2 separate regions of the Homo sapiens genome follow, and region 2 is linked to region 1. The links are chromatin loops, found by intact Hi-C in ENCODE. Cell type or tissue: PC-3. All regions are shown on one strand.

Region 1 (2,500 bases):
TGGCTTAAGTGCTCTTGTACTTTTTTTTCTTGTTAGTGTCACATTTCCACGGGTTCTTTTCCGTTCCTTCCTTGGGAGGTGCCTGCCCAGTTACCCTGTTACCATCTGCACCCTGGGGGAAGGTTGGTGTGTCACTGGGTGTGGACAGTCAGGACATCCGAGACGTGGGTTCGGAGAGCACCTTGGGGACTTGCTGAACTGTGGAGTGTGCTCTGGTGACTGACAGCATTGGACTGCACAGGGGAGCCTGCAGAGTATAGTGCCCGGAGTCGTTGGAGGCAGAGTTCAGAGCCTCAGTCCATCCTGTCCTCAAGAGGTCGGCTGCCTGCTTTGGGGCATGTGCTCTAAGAAGGTTGCAGTGACTGAGGACACAGTGAGCAAAGGCACATGGTTGGAAAGCGGTGACACAGCTTCTGGTGGGCTAGATCTAGATCGGTCCTGGAGCTGAAGAGGCAGTGGGGTGCCTGTGGGCCTGGGGGAGGCCTTGCATCTGTAGACAGCCGGAAGTATGGCACATTTTTGAGCAGATGATCTCCTGTTCTTTGGGGCTCCTGCTTTCTCAGGTGTGGGGAGTGCTGGGTGCCCCTTTAGAAGGCATTGCAGCACTTCAGGGAAGAGGAAGCCCAGGGATGCGAGTGGGGAGCCCAGGTGTCAGTAGGACAGCCTAAGTGGATTTTTTTAGCATTCACTCAGCTTCGTGGCTTGAACTCTCAGTGAACATTTTATAGTATCTCATTACTCCTCTTGCTTTATGATCCTTTTTGCTGATCAGTGCTAAAGAGTAATAAGTACTCAGTTACTGTTAGTTACTGTTTTGTTAGTTAGTTGCCTATGTAAGTGTCAAAAAAACAAAAAACCTATTTTGAATACTCCGTGTTCCAAAATGTAACAATGGTAAGAATTTGTTTTGCTTGAAAGTGTTCTTTTTTGAGGGGGAGGATGGTCACAAGGTTTTTTTAAATTAGAAAAACCCAAACTTTTGGAGGAGTCCAGTCTCAGATCTGGGAGTATTCTTGATAGCATGTCACATAAAAGCAAGTGACCTTCAAGTAGGAATTGGTCAGATGAGATTTTCTAGCTTGCTAACTGTGCTGAGCAGTTATGGGCAGGTGGCGGCTGGCATCATTGCTTTCCCACCCTCTTTCTGACTTTGATGCTCTTCTTGGAGCTACGGTCTGATGCGTAGAGCTGAGCTGCCTAATGTGGTGCAGGTTGAGTTTCATTTTCAGTTCAGTATTTTTCCAGGACCCTGGTGCAAGATGCAGGGTGAGCAGTTACTGAAGGGAGGAGCCTGTCGATGGTCACTGCTACTTTCTGCTGTGCTTGTGCGGTTACACACACTCTAAAGCCGCAGTCCAGGCGTCCGATGGTCTCCTGAGAAACGGGCCCCTTAGCTCTTTATTTGGGCGATTACTCCCGATGATTCAGAGCTGCCCTTGTGGAAGCTCCTTACCTGCAGGAAGTGGACCACACCCAAGCCACCTTTCTGTGCCTTTTAATGCCTTAGCTCAGCTGATTATCATTAATGGAATCTTGTGGGTGGTGTGAGTGCAGGAAATAGAAGTTGCACTCTATTATCCATGTCTCATCGCGTAGAATCAGCCACTGTCGTCGGAGTAGTTTGTAGCAGTCATTTCCCATAATTCATGTTTTTGCAGTGGAAATTATAAAAAATATAAGTGCCAAATGCTTTGGGAAAAATAACCTGCCTCCTGAGGGTGACTATGGAGTTTCTTAATCCTAAATGGCTCCCTGGTTTGCAAGGTTTAAATTAGGGGAAATAAACTGAGATATGCCTTTGCTTGGTACAAACTGTGAAACATCCCAAATTGGTGGTTACCAGTCACTTTATGCGCACCCAGGGAACAACATTGTTGACTCTAGAGACCTTCCATTGTGTTTCTTGAGGGTTCTTCGTCAGCAAAAGAAACCTTTTCTGTTCTGCGCTCTGTTGGTATCTGAATACATTGTGGGAACATTTCAAGTTTTAAATTAATGCTTACCAAGTACGTAGCTGGGGTTTATCTTCCTATTATTTTAAGTCTCTTCCTGTTTTTTAAGAGAATTTTAGGCCGTAAGGTTTGAAAGAACTGTTACAGGTCCACATCCTTTGTTTTATTTGTAATTACTTAGGATTTTGTTTAGTTTCTATTTAGAAATGTCTAATGGGTAGTTTTGTAAGGTTGGTTGGGAAAGATAGCAGCTGCTTCCACCTCCCGCCATTTCTTATTCCCCGAGGGCAGCCCCTTTGATCTCTCCTGGTTGATTTTTGTTTTTGTTACTCCTTAGTTTATGAGGAACATTAAAAAATTGACCGGGGGCGGTGGCTCACGCCTGTAATCCCAGCACGTTGGGAGGCTGAGGCAGGTGGATCACTTGAAGTCAGGAGTTCAAGACCAGCCTGGCCAACATGGTGAAACTCTGTCTCTACTAAAAATACAAAAAAAACAGCTGGGCGTGGTGGTGGGCGCATGTATTCCCAGCTACTTGGGAGGCTGAG
Region 2 (2,500 bases), 61 kb after region 1:
TGGGTAACAGAGTGAGACACTGTCTATCTCTTTTATTAGTAAGGAAAAAATACTACCGTGTGGTTGTTCGGAATAGCCTTACCAGCTAAATGCCTGGTTTAGCTGTGGGTTTTTGTTTCTGTGTTTAAGTAAAAAAATAAAAACCTTTACCGATCTACAATTCACCCACTTAAAATATACAATTCAAGAGTTTCTGGTATATCACAGAGCGGTGCAGCCATCACCACAATTTTAGAACATTTCATCCCCTCGAAAGATACTCTACCCATCATCATTCACTTCCCATTTCTTCCCAGATTCCCGAGTCTCCTTTCTGTCTCTATAGATTTGCGTATTCTGGACACCTCATATAAGTGTAATTATAGAACATGTGTCCTGTTGTGTCTGGTTTGTTTCACGCGGCATGTTTTCAAGGGCTCTGTTGCAGCATGTGTCAATAGCTCTTTTTATTGCTGAATAATGTTCCATTCTGTGGATAGACCACACTTTGTTATCTATTTATCAGTTGGTGGATATTTGGGTTTTTATTTTTTGGCTGTTGTGAATACTGTTCCCATGAACATTCGTGTACAAGTTTTTGTGTGGATATGTTTTCCTTTCTTTTGGATGTATTACTTGGGAGTGGGGTTATTGGGTCAAATGTGTTTTGGGAGCCCCCATCTGAATTGGGTTCCAGTATCAGAGTAGCTAGCGACCCTTCCCTAAGGGGAACTGAAAGGCAGCTGGATGTGGGTGATGACCGTGTGCCTTTCACAGGATGCTTCTTTTACCTGGTGGATGGGCTCACGCATAATGGTCTGAGCCCCGACTCGGGAAACTTGTTTATACTGACGGACACCCCTGTGGGTCTTGTCTGACTACCTGGCCATCATTCTGGTGCTGGGAGTCCAACCTTGTTTGCTCCCACACGTCCTGGGGTAATGTGGTTGGTTCTTCGGATGGAGGGTACAGAGTCCGTACACCATCACAACAGGAAGCAAGTTCAAACATATATTTTAGAAGATGCTTTTGAAAAATGGCTACATAATGATTGTACAGATATCTGAGGTACATGTGATATTTTGATATTACATATAATATGTCGTGGTCAAATCCAAGTTCAAAGACTTATTACTTACATATCCTGGGCAGGAGGCAGTCCTCTGTCCTGGGTTACACAAGGCAAGAATGAAGAGTCAGGCAGAGAGAGAGAGCGACAGAGAGAGTGTGCACAACTGGCAGTATACATTATATAAGAGGGAACAGGGCGTGGGGCTCTGTAAGTTCTCGGGCAGGCCTGAGTGTTCTGTTTAAAGGAAGCAGATGGAACATGGGGAGCTCAGTCTGCTGGGTGTAGGAGATGCCTCTAAGTTCTTATCTTGGCCAGCGAGCTGGGCCTTTTGGGTGTGGTCTAGAACTGGAGACCGTGTCAAGGGTGACTAAGCCCTGCTTCTGGTATGAGAAAGTTAAACTTGTATTCAAAATGGATGCCAAGGCAACATAAAATTTGAAGAGTTTACTGTAATATACAAATTTTATGTTTAACCTTTTGAGGAACTGGTTTTTTTTTTTGTTTTTGAGGAACTGTTGAGACTGTTTTCAGTAGTGGCTTATGTTCTCATGGTAGTGAATGAAGGTTTCAATTTCCCCTTGTTTGTTTTTTTAAAATTGTGTTAAGCAGTATCTCATGGTTTTCACATGCATTTCCCTCATGACTAATCATGGCTAATTGTGTTGAGCATGGTTTGTCTACGTTCTTGGCAACATTGATACTATAAAACTTTCTTTCACCAATCTCTTAGCTATAACAGTATTTTATGTTTATTTCCATTTCTATTAATCATAACTTTGAGCATCTATGTATGTTCTTAACCATTAGGATTATTCTGTTGAATTCATATCTCCTAGGAAGTTTTCTATAGTTTAATGTGTTTATTACATGTGATTATCAAATTCCCTTTCAATTTTCTAGTCAGGAAATAATTGTCTGATAATTAGGCTTATGAAGTATTGTGAAACTAAAAAAGGGTGCCCAAAACTATATGTTTTGGCCTGGTAGCCACATTACAAATTAATTCATTACAAATTATTTCTAGTCTGTGAACAGGAGCTCTTGTGAGTCTCACCAGCGCTAGTCACATTCCTCAAGCTTGACCATCCCTTTGAGAACTGATGAAACAGCTTTGAAATTGGCAAAGCTGAAGAATGGACTTCAAAGCAGAGAAGGTGTGAATTGTTTTAAGTGGGAGCTTCATGGGAATAAAATATGAGGCGTGGCCCTGAAGGTTAGTTTGTGGTATGTTACAAAGTTAACTCATTCTGATTTAAGACCACCTTTTCTGAGAGTTAGGGGAAAGTGCTTTTTCTCTCTGCCATAGCTCGTATGGCATGGAACCAGACACTGTGTACACAGACATGCCCCTGGCCCCTTTAAAATACCCCCTGTTCCTCCCACCCTCACTTTCCCGGACAATAGCAATAAGTTTACCAAGAAAGATCTCATCTTCTGTCCCAACAGAAA

What was found. A loop is a pair of places that touch in the nucleus more often than their neighbours do. Peaks named below come from ENCODE experiments on the same cell type or tissue, not always from the same donor. Only the 100,000 strongest peaks of a DNase experiment are listed, where the experiment ranks them.
Region 2: it touches region 1 in a loop (7-fold over the local background); 62 of 110 quality-filtered maps call a loop at or near these places.

Annotation. Positions count from the first base shown.
Region 1 is chr13:98,569,991-98,572,490 of GRCh38, reverse strand. The region is part of intron 1 of STK24 (serine/threonine kinase 24); the gene reads left to right. Among named protein-coding and RNA genes, the nearest start is that of STK24, 5.9 kb to the left of the region's middle. RefSeq lists a silencer at 62-356 and enhancers at 1,208-1,257, 885-2,084. In PC-3, no CTCF peak of the experiment used is centred here; a DNase peak (open chromatin) is centred at 1,400; H3K4me3 peaks cover 2,025 bases; H3K27ac peaks cover 2,289 bases.
Region 2 is chr13:98,508,543-98,511,042 of GRCh38, reverse strand. The region is part of intron 2 of STK24 (serine/threonine kinase 24); the gene reads left to right. Among named protein-coding and RNA genes, the nearest start is that of STK24, 67 kb to the left of the region's middle. In PC-3, no CTCF peak of the experiment used is centred here; a DNase peak (open chromatin) is centred at 1,382; H3K4me3 peaks cover 486 bases; H3K27ac peaks cover 2,500 bases.